Linked DNA regions of Homo sapiens: region 2 is linked to region 1. The links are chromatin loops, found by intact Hi-C in ENCODE. Cell type or tissue: ascending aorta. All regions are shown on one strand. Links, peaks and the distances in the headings refer to the core of each region. The heading gives the core; the rest is flanking DNA. Region 1 overlaps ARHGEF17 (Rho guanine nucleotide exchange factor 17). Region 2 overlaps LOC105369382 (a long non-coding RNA gene).

What was found. A loop is a pair of places that touch in the nucleus more often than their neighbours do. Peaks named below come from ENCODE experiments on the same cell type or tissue, not always from the same donor. Only the 100,000 strongest peaks of a DNase experiment are listed, where the experiment ranks them.
Region 2: it touches region 1 in a loop (2.0-fold over the local background); 7 of 110 quality-filtered maps call a loop at or near these places.

The regions. Positions count from the first base shown.
Region 1 is chr11:73,320,421-73,325,784 of GRCh38, forward strand. All of the region lies in intron 1 of ARHGEF17 (Rho guanine nucleotide exchange factor 17), which reads left to right. Among named protein-coding and RNA genes, the nearest start is that of ARHGEF17-AS1, 14 kb to the left of the region's middle. RefSeq lists enhancers at 334-987, 988-1,640, 1,641-2,293, 4,907-5,364. In ascending aorta, for the core only: no CTCF peak of the experiment used is centred there; DNase peaks (open chromatin) are centred at 711, 1,701, 3,231, 4,791 and 2 weaker places; H3K4me3 peaks cover 4,405 bases; H3K27ac peaks cover 5,000 bases.
Region 2 is chr11:73,255,519-73,260,882 of GRCh38, forward strand. It overlaps LOC105369382 (a long non-coding RNA gene), which reads left to right. Exons shown (of 3, transcript XR_950296.3): 3 at 2,483-3,471. Among named protein-coding and RNA genes, the nearest start is that of P2RY6, 14 kb to the right of the region's middle. In ascending aorta, for the core only: no CTCF peak of the experiment used is centred there; DNase peaks (open chromatin) are centred at 1,983, 2,313 and 2,823; H3K27ac peaks cover 3,766 bases.

The DNA of each region.
Region 1 (5,364 bases), core at 310-5,309:
GTCAGGAGTTCAAGACTCAGCCTGGCCAATATGGTGAAACCCTGTCTCCACTAAAAAAAAAAAAAAATTAGCAGGGCGTAGTCCTAGCTACTCAGGAGGCTGAGGTAAGAGAATTGCTTGAACCCTGGGAGGCGGAGGTTGCAGTGAGCCGAGATTGCACTACTGCACTCCACACTCCAGCCTGGGTGACAGAGCGAGACTCCGTCTCAAAAAAAAAAAAAAAAAAAAAAGATGATGATGATTTTTTTTTTTTTTTTGAGGCAGGGTCTCACTCTCTCAACCAGGCTAGGGTGCAGTGGGTCAATCATGGCTCACTGCAGCCTTGACTTCCTGGACTCAAGCAATCCCTCCCACCTCAACTTCCCAATGAGCTGGGACCACAGGCATGCGCCATCATGCCTGGCTAATTTTTTTTACTTTTAGTAGAGGCAAAGTCTCACTATGTTGCCCAGGCTGGTCTTGAACTCCTGAGCTCAAGTAATCTTCCCGCCTTGGCCTCCCAAAGTGCTGGGATGATGGACATGAGCCACCGCACCCAGCCTACTGCTGAGATTAAGTGAAAGCATGCCAAGAGGGCTTGGCACACAGTAAGTGCTCAAGAAATGTTACCTCCTCCCCTCATGACTGAGATGCTAAGGTTTTATGATTCTAAGATTCTTGGCTGCTGGGCACCTCTTTCCAGCCGTGAAGCAGAAGACAAAGCTCTAGACAGGAAGGCAGGTTGGGGCCTGGCTACAGTACCCACATAGTCAGTGGCTCCGAGCCTGGTTCTCTGGAGGTGGGGAGGAGGGAGAAACCGGGGCTGGAGGCTGAGCCACATGCCCACTGTCCTTGCTCCACTCACCAGCTCTTCTCCTTTTGTTACCACCAGCCCCACCCTGTGACATGTCCAGGATAGCTCAGCCCACACGGGGAGGAGAGCAGAGGCAAAGCCCTCTCTGCATCAAAGCTGCCCCTCACTGGAAGCGGCCTGTGAAGTGGGGCTCAGTGAGTCTGAGTGTCTGTATGCCTGGTGGGCTTTGGGTTCAGACTGATAAGGGTTAAAATCACAACTGACTCTGACCCCTTGCCGGGTGATATTAACAAGTCATTGGATCCCAACTCTGAGCCTTAGTTTACTGCTCTGTAAAATGGGGGCACTAAGGCGTTATTATGAGGGCCAAAGAGAGAATGCTTGTGGAGCGCTCAGCCCTGGGCGCTGGCTCCAGACAGCTCTCAGAAATGTGGCCACTTAGTGTATGCTTTTGAGATTGTCATTCTCAGAGTCTAGAATCCTGTGGTTTCAAGATGAAGGATTCTGGGTTCTTTTCCAAGAGTCCAGACCTCTTTTTTATTTGTGATTTTGAGATTGTGACTTCTTGGTTCTGACATCCTGTGATCCTGAGACTCTGGGGTCTGGAGAGGTGCAGCAGGTCGGGGGCCAGTGGGAAGGCAGTGGGGGCAGTGTGATGGAGGGGCCAGCCGAGGGAGCAAGCACAAGGTTGGTGTCTGTTTCCTGTTTATTGGTTCCCAGGGGGTGAGCAGGCCCTGCTCCCGCACAGCGCTGTGGAGCAGGAAGCGGGGAGGCAGAGTTCCTGGCTGCCAGCCAGCCCCACAGCCGGGCCTCCAGGGACTGCTGGGACCCCACTCCCCAACCTCCTGGACAAACATTCAGTCCTTTCCCAGGACAGGGCACTGGAGGTTAAGGAGCAGATGTGGAAGGGAAGGGGTGGATAGATGGGGAGGGACGCCTTCCCCCAATAAAGGTCCCGATAGCTCCATCTTTCTTAGCTGCCTGAATCACTGAGGTCTCACTCTGGGTTTCTTGGTATCCCCCGCCTTTCCCTGTCTCCCTGGGATGGGGCCTGGTGATGAGATGTCCAACTTCTGGGCAGGCCAGAAGGGCAGGAGGAGGAAGAAAAGGGCCAGGGCCTTTAATGCCAGAACTGTCTACCTGGAAAGACTCTTAGAAACCAGCCATGTTTTCTAGCCTTCCTCACCCCTGCATCATTCAGATGGGGAAGCTGAGGCCCAGCAAGGGGCCTTGCCCAAGGCCACACAGTAGTGGACTAGAGCCAGAAATCCCCCCCATGCATCTCACCATTGCTCCAGCCTCACACTGTAAGGGGTCACTGAGAGTTCTTGAGAAGTGCAGTGACGTGGTTCACCTGGCATTTTAGGGAACTTGTCTGAGCCAGGGCAGGAAAGGGAAGCCCCTGTATGTGTCTGAGGCCAAGAGGGGCAGGGAGGTCTCAGTTTGACCAGAGCACCTGGGGAGAGGCTCTGTGTGGGCAGGAACCAGGTTGAAAGCCTCAAGTGCCGAGTTAAATGGCCTGAGCAGAGGGGCTCCCCTCTGCCAGCTCCCCTCTCCCTTTCTGGGAGAGGAAGGGCTGGGAGCACTGCCAGCTTTGCACATCACAGTATCCTCTGGTTGTGAGGTGATGATCTGACATGAGGGTGCGGGAACATGAGTAGCCTGAGCTTAGGTAGCAGAGGATGTGGAGCTGGCGAGGGGAGAACTGACTGGGAAGACAATTTGGAGGCAGAATCTGGGAATTCGAATTTAGGTTCAGGGGTTATATCAGAAACAGGGTTGGGGGAGCGGGACTCACTTCTTGTCTCGGCAGAAATTTCCTCTGCATTCTGAAAGAGTGAGGTGGCTGTGAGCCCTGCCTCTGTGCCCAGCAAGCCTCCTGTCTGACCTCAAACCCTCTGCTCCAGTGGAAGTGCCCTGCCTCTCAGGGGGGTCCCTGAAGAGCCCCAGAGCTCCAGGCCACACCTGCAGTCTGGCCCTCCTGGGAGAGGCCTAATGGAGGGAGCATGGAAGGGAATGAAAGAGCAGGCTTGGGCTGCCTTGCTGGCTCTAACCTAAGACAAGTCCCTCTGCCTTGGTTTCCCCATCTGTGAAGTGGGAGTCCTCCAGAGTCCAGCAGAGCTCTAGAATATGCAGGCTTTTGGGAACTGAGGGAGAGGGACTGGTAGGTCCACAGGCAGGCATCCTTGCCAGCAGCCCTCGTGGTGGGTCCTGTAGTCAGAGACAAAGAACCTTGTGATATTTGTACCCTAGATCCTGAGACCAGTGCTATTCTGTGGCCCCGCAGCCCTGGAGGCCTTCCTGAAGAAGAGGAGAGCCGCGCTTTAGGGAGAGGAGTGCCTCACACTGGGGGCCTGAGCGGAAAGCCTGCTTCCCTGTCAGATGCCTGAGCGCCCTCCCAGCTCCTGCCGCTCCTGGGCCCCTCCTCCCCTCTGGCCTGGACCCGCCACTTCCAGGCTTCTCCCCAAGGCCAGCGGGGGCGTTGCCTGGGGCGGGTGAGGAATTTCCGAGGGAATGGCTAAATTCAGCCCCAGCTAAAAATAGTCCCGGGCCTGGCCCCAAGGCTGGTGGAGGAATAGGAGAAGGGTGGGCCCGGCCTGCCCCATCTCATCACCTGGACGTGGTGCCTGGGCAGTGGAGGGTCTCTGCTGGTCCCCTGGGCATCTGTGTCTTTGTTCCAGCCACTCGCACCAGGACTTCCTCTCATGGAGGCTCCCTGCTTTCTTCTCTCCTTCTGTCCTCTGTCCTTCTCCCTGTTCTCCTCCCTGGGTCTTGCTCCTCTTCCTGTCTCTCATCTCCTCTGACCATCTGTGTCACCCTGCCTCCCTTTAGAGAGCCAGACAGAGACCCCTGGCCAGGGACTGGTCTTAGGAAAACGGCCGTGTAGGGCAGAGTCCCCCTCAGCTTCCCAGCCCAGGTGTCAGGAACCGCCTCTGTCCCAGGATACACAGTGATTGCAGCTCCTCTCTGCTTCGGAGGTAACAGACCTCTAAGGCTCTGGGATGTGGAGATGTGGGTGGGAGCCCCCAGTTTGCCCCGTGACCCAATGCTTGATTCTGGTCGGGTGGATCCACCCATGCCAAGCCCTCCTGTTCCTGGCACGAGGTGGAGCCTGGGTACACGTTTATTAAATAAATAATGTGGGGGAGGCAGGAGGAGGACAGCTGAGCCCTGCCCTGGGGGAGCGCCCAGGCTCCTCTCAGCTCCCCTTACCACCCATGCCTATGCCTAGCCCTATGTTGCTGCTGTCCTGGGGACCAGGCAGGTGGAAGCTGGCAGATGGGCAAAGGGTGCCGTCCCGAGTCGGCACTGATTGGGGGTGGGATGGGAAGCAGACACAGGCCCAGAGAAGGTGAGGGTGCTTAGCTCAGGTCACAGAGCCCAGAAAGAGAGAGGTGGTATTCAAACCAGGATAGTCTCACTGGGTTGGAGTTCAGACCCAGATGGTCTGGCTCCAGAACCCGTGCTTAGGCCCCTGGCTTTCAGGACTGCCTGAGTTGGGGGCAGTGCCATCATCAAGGTGGGCACAGAAAGAAAGGGTGGATTTTGCTTTGGACATAGTGATCCTACTGGATTCACAGTCCATGGTCTGAGTCCCAGGAACCAGCACATAGTAGTTGCTCAGTAAATATTAGTTGAATGGCTCAGTTGCACTTGAGAGGCCCTTGGGGAGTGGGAGGAGGTGACAGGCACAGAAGGAATGAGTGTTTCCTCCCTTTATGGGCCCAGGGACCCTTCTCTTGGTGCTGGAAAGCAGCTGAGGTGGGTGCTGGGCTTTCTGCTGGCGGAGAGAACTCAGCCCAGGAGTTTGGGAAGGTGGAGAGATGGGCCACGGGCAGGTGAAGGGGAGACAGGCAGGCCAGGCAGTGCAGTGCAGTCCCGTTTGCAGTATCTGGAAAGCAGATCTCTTGGGCCATGGCCGGCGTGACTCAAATGGAGACAAAAAAACCTTCCATATTTGGACAAAGAGCCCAGAGAGGCCCAGACCCGCAGCCAGCCCAAACCTCCCCCACCCCCAGCCTCCTGCCCTGTCTCCCTCTGGGCCCCTAGCCCTGAGTCCTGTCCCATGAGTTGAACTCTTGGGCCTCAGTCATCAGGTCGCTTCCTGTGTGGCCAGGCCTGGGCTGTGGGTGCTGGGGAAGAAATTTCGTTCCAGGGCTGGGCCCTGTGCTTGGGCTGGAGATGTAGAGAGGAGCCCTGCTGGAGCCTGCGGGCTGGAGGGGAGCACACTGAAACCAACAGTTCCCACACTGTGGGGTAAGCTGACAGCAAACCCCCACCCATCTCAACACAGGCAAAGCTTGAGGAGCATCGCATATAGGCATTGTACACACACACTCTCTCTCTCTCTCTCACTTTCTCACTTTTCAATCCCCAGCAGATTTCCATACCCACAAAGACATCTGTACAGATATCAGGAGTGAGGACCGAGCCTGAGACCTTCCCTGGAGCAAGCTTTGATGACAGCAAAGTTGGAGTAGATTGGGGCAGCCAGATGTCAACAAGTAACATAAACAGGCATTATCCATCTGGAGAGATGTGAACAGAGCAATTTGCTCCTGTACCACCCT
Region 2 (5,364 bases), core at 101-5,100, 65 kb before region 1:
AGTTTGCATACTACTACATACATATTTCTACACCTAGCTTTCTTCTGAAAATTCCTTTTTAAATTTATTTTTATTTTATTCTTTTTTTTTTTTTTTTTTTTTTTGAGATGGAGTCTCCCTCTGTCCCCCAGTCCGGAGTGCAGTGGCACTATCTCTCCCGGGTTCAAGCAATTTTTCTGCCTCAGCCTCCCCTGTAGCTGGGACTACAGGCGCGTGCCACCACACCCAGCTAATTTTTGTTTGTTTGTTTTTTGGTGTTTTTGTTGTTGTTTTTGTTTTGATTCAGAGTCTCGCTCTTGTCGCCCAGGCTGGAGTGCAGCGGTGCGATCTAGGCTCACCACAACCTCCACTTTCCGAGTTCAAGTGATTCTCCTGCCTCAGCCTCCTGAGTAGCTGGGACTACAGGCATGTGTCACCATGCCCAACTAATTTTTGTATAATTTTTAGTGGAGACAAGGTTTCACCATGTTGGCCAGGCTGGTCTTGAACTCCTGACCTTGTGATCCCCCTGCCTTGGCCTCCAAAGTGCTGGGATTACAGGTGTCAGCCATCACGCCTGGCTATTTTATTCTATTTTTTTAGAGACAGGGTCTCACTATGTTGCCCAGGCTGCTCTTGAACTCCCAGGCTCAAGCGATCCCCCTGCCTTGGCCTCTAAGTGCTGGAATTACAGGCATGAGCCACCATGCCTGGCCCTGAAGTTTTCTTAAAGGTCTTTCTACATAAAAACTCCCCTGTTCTGTTTTAACAACCATGATTTATTTAACCAGTTCCCTATGAATAGACAGGTCATTTCCAATATTTCAGTTTTGATTTGTTGATTTCTTAAAGAGCTGAAATAAATGAAAACACCAACTTTTTCTTCATTATGAACATAGTTTAGACTATTTACTAGACAATAATGTCTGCTTGAATCTCAGATTCAGTAAATCTGTTTTAAAATGGACAGGGATCTGTTGGTACCAAGTGAAAGAATTGCCCCACTCCCAAGGGTTGACTCACATTAACTTGGCTTTTTTAAATTTTATTTTATTTTATTCTATTTTGAAATGGAGTTTCGCTCTTGCTGCCCAGACTAGAGTGCAATGGCGCAGTCTCAGCTCACTGCAGCCTCCACCTTCTGGTTTCAAGCGATTCTCCAGCCTCAGCCTCCCCAGTAGCTGGGATTACAGGCACCAGCCACCACGCCTGGCTAATTTTTTGTGTGTGTTTTCAGTAGAGACGGGGTTTTGCCATGTTGGCCAAGCTGTTCTTGAACTCCTGGCCTCAGGTGATCCGCCTGCCTCGGCCTCCCAAAGTGCTGGGATTACAGGCGTGAGCCACCGCGCCCGGCCTAACTTGGCTTTTTGTTCCATGTGTTGGTTTCATCACCCTCTCAGTGTCCCTACAGTCCCAAGGGCAGCAGGCAGTGTTGCAGAGGTCACAGGGCTCCACAGGTAGTGTGAGCAGCAGATCTCTGTGGACTATCACCTCCTCTGACATAGGCACTATGCTCCTTTATATACTGCCAGAAAGTATGTTAACATTTATAGCCAGGCATGATGGCTCACGCCTGTAATCCCAGCACCTTGGGAAGCCGAAGCAGGTGGATCACAAGGTCAGGAGTTCAAGACCAGCCTGGCCAACATGGTGAAACCCTGTCTCTACTAAAAATACAAAAAATTAGCCGGGTGTGGTGGAACACTCCTGTAATCCCAGCTACTCAGGAGGCTGAGGCAGGAGAATTGCTTGAACCCAGGAGAAGGAGGTTGCAGTGAGCCAAGATCATGCCATTGCACTCCAGCCTGGGCAACAGAGAAAGACTCCGTTTTGAAAATAAATAAGTAAACAAACAAACATTTGTACCAGGAGCAGCGCTGGTGGGCATGGGTCTGGTAGGAGGGAGCTAAATGGAGTGTCCCATCAGTGTGCTTAGAGGCAAGAGAGGAATCCAGAGCCCTGACTAAGAGCTGCCAGGGCAGGATTCCTGGCTCATGAATTTGTGAATCAACACTTGGTTGGGCAGCTGGAATGTGGTGGGAATGAGAAAGAGGCAAGTTCCAGGAAGAGGTTCTCCTGTTCAGAACAAGGGCTAGCTGTGGCTGGTGGACTGACAGGGCAAAGGGGAGCCATGTGGGGGCTCCTGGACCTCAGGAAGGAGGCTGGGGTCTTAGGACTATGGCTGGGGCTAAAAGAGCAGCCCCGGCCCTGAGAGGAGGCCACAGGGACACCAAGGCCAGGGGCTGACAGGGGGAGGGGATATCTCAAAAGTTGTTGGAAATGCCAGATATGGCTCATCCAGTGCCGGATCTTGCTGGGCACCTGCCAGCTGCTAAGGATTGTGAGGCCATGGCTGAAGCTGGGAGGGAGCGGAACAGGAGGAAGCAAATTAGCTGCCGGACACAGTTTAACCAAGGGCTCCTTGACCTCTCCTGGGGCCAGTGGGGGTGGGGCCTGGCTCCCAGGCCCAGCTCTGAGCCTGTGGCCTCCCTCCTTCTTCCAGGCCCATCTTCCCTTGGCCTGAGTGACACGGCACTGACCTGCTCCTGCTCTTACTGCTCTGGCTGCCCCCTACAGTTCCACTCCTGGGCATCTCTTCCCTCCTTTAACTGATGGCTCCATCTTAAAGAGAGTAGAAGTGACTTCACCCACCCTATGGCCTAGAGGCCCAAACATGAAGCTCCTGGGCAACAGGATTTGGTTTTATTAAAGAGCTGCCAAGTTCCTTTGCCTTGATGTGAGTATGGGGATCAGGCGGCCTGGCTAAGCTGGTCAGAGGGAGCATTTCCAGAGGTCAGAGCACAGTCTCCATGGAAACCAGGGCTCTGCATACCCAGGAGGACCCAGGGACAGCAGGAGGACCAGTGAGAAAGGTGGAGTGCTGAGGAGAGAACACTGGGGTGCAGGCAGGGCCATCAGGTTGAAACCCACCCCCACTTCCCCAACTCCTACACAGAGTCCCTCCTCCACCCAGCTGGGAGAACCAGAGCTCAGCCTACAGGGAACAGACAGGGCTCCTTTCATCCTGCAGCAGATGCTGTGCCTCCTACGCCCCTCCTGGGCCTCAGGAAGGGGGCTGGGGGTTCTAGGGCTATGGCTGGGGCTGAAAGAGCAGCCCCGGCCCTGAGAGGACCCACAGGGACACCAAGGCTGGGGGCTGCCTGTGCCACTTAGCACTCTCATCCCCACACCTCTGCAGCTTCTCACTGTGGGACCCTGGGTTTCTGCCCTGGGGTTTCTCTGGCCTTTGGAGCACACTTGGCCAGAAGTGCCAGAAAGTTTGAGGATCAGCCTTTAACCGATGACAGCTGGAGTTGGTGACCAACTGCTCCAGTTTCCTTGCCTTTTGGGTGGGACCTCCCTGTGGCAGGTTCTGCGCAGTCTCCCACGGGTTCCCCACAGGACTGACCCACAGTGATGACCTGCTCGGCAGCCACCATGGCTTTCTTCTTTTCCCTGGATCACCTCTGAAATAAATGATTTGTACTTAAATGTTTGCCTCAGGATCAGCTTCTGGAGGAACCCAAACTGAGAATCCCCTCTCTCTCCCTCACATTCGCATCCAATCTGCCTGATTCTGCTGATTCTACCTCCTTAAAAAGCCCTCAAGGCCAGGTGTGGTGGCTCATGCCTGTAATGCTACCACTCTGGGAAGCCGAGGTGGGAGGATCACTTGAGCCCAGGAGTTCAAGACCAGCCTGGGCAACACGGCAAAAGCCTATCTCTACCAAAAAAATTAAAAAAATAAAAAAATAAAAATTAGCCAGGCATGGTGGCATGCATCTGTAGTCCCAGCTACTTCTCGGGAGGCTGAGGTGGGAGGATCACCAGAGCCCGGGAGGCAGAGGTTGCAGTGAGCAGAGATTGTGACACTGCACTCCAGCCTGGGCAACAGAACCAGACCCCCATCTCAAAAGAAAAGTTCTCAAATCCACCTTCTAATCATCTCCCATATATCACTCCTCCTCCATCCCCACTGCCCTGGCCACCTGCCTGGACTACTGGCCCAGCCTCCTCACCGACCCACTGCCTCTGCACATCAGCCAGCATAAGTCAGCTTTCTAAAACACACCTCTGGGCCTCTCCCCAGGTCCCACCCTGCTTAAATCCTACCATGGTTCCCATTGCCCTCAGGATAAACCAAGCTTCCCAGCCTGGCATCGAGACCCTGAAAGGACTGGTCCCTGCCCTCTCTACAGCTCTCTTATGCCACTCCCCTCTTCCACTGGACTGCCCAGTAGGACTGAACTTCTTGAGGTTCTCAGAGTTGGCCATGATCAACCCCACCTCCTGGTCTTCACAAGCTGTCCCCTCTTGTAAACAGGAACATCTTCCTCCTACTTTACCCAAACAATTCTAGTTGTTCTTGAACACAGCCTAAGACACAACTTGTGCCTTAACCACCCCTGTTCTCCCTGCTCTAGGGCTGGGTGGGCTGGGGGTCCCTCAGAGCTCCTATGTATCTTCATGTCTCTCTGGCCCAATGCCCACCAGGTTCTGGTCTGTTCTCCTCCACACTGGGCATTTCTGAAGGACACTAGCCATGAACAACTCATCTTTTTTCTTCCCCGGGCCTAGGCACATAGCAGGTGTCAGAGAATAAATGAGTGATGATGATGACTTTAAATCTCCAAAGAATTATGCCCTGGAAAAACTCCTTGGCTGGTGGAGGAGAAGTGTGAAGAAAAACAACACCAGGCCAGAGTGATCAGGGTGTTACAAAGGCCAACACTTGGACTTGGGAGCCCAGAGGAGGCCTCAGCCCTGACTGGCAGAGAGGTAGCCAGAGAAGGCTTTGGAGGGGAGGTGGCTCCTCTGTGTGCTGGCCCTGCCCATCCTCTTTGTCTTTGCAGAGTGTGCTAGGGAGCTGGGGAGTCAGGAGGGAAATAGAAAGCAGCATAGATCCCACACAATCTCACCCCTTCCTTTTCCTCAAAGGTGACCTCTACCCTGGTGGTCATTCTTACACATGCCTTTGTATGATTTCTACATTATTGTATAGAAATATACAATAATTAAAACTTTATGTGCATAGTCTCATACTGTGTGTATCCTATATATTTCTTTTTTGGTCACATTATGCTTGTGTGATTTTAGCCTTCTTGATGTGGTTGCTCAAGTTTATTTTTTGTCTGCTATATAGTATTCCATTTAAGAACATACAGTCACTTTTACTGTTAGAATATAATTCATTCCTATAATCCCAGCACTTTGGGAGGCCAAGGCAGGTGGATCACGAGGTCAAGAGATCAAGACCATCCTGGCCAACATGGTGAAACCCCATCTCTACTAAAAATACAAAAATTAGCTGGGCACGGTGGCGCGTGCCTGCAGTTCCAGCTACTTGGGAGGCTGAGGCAGGAGAATCGCTTGAATCCAGGAGGC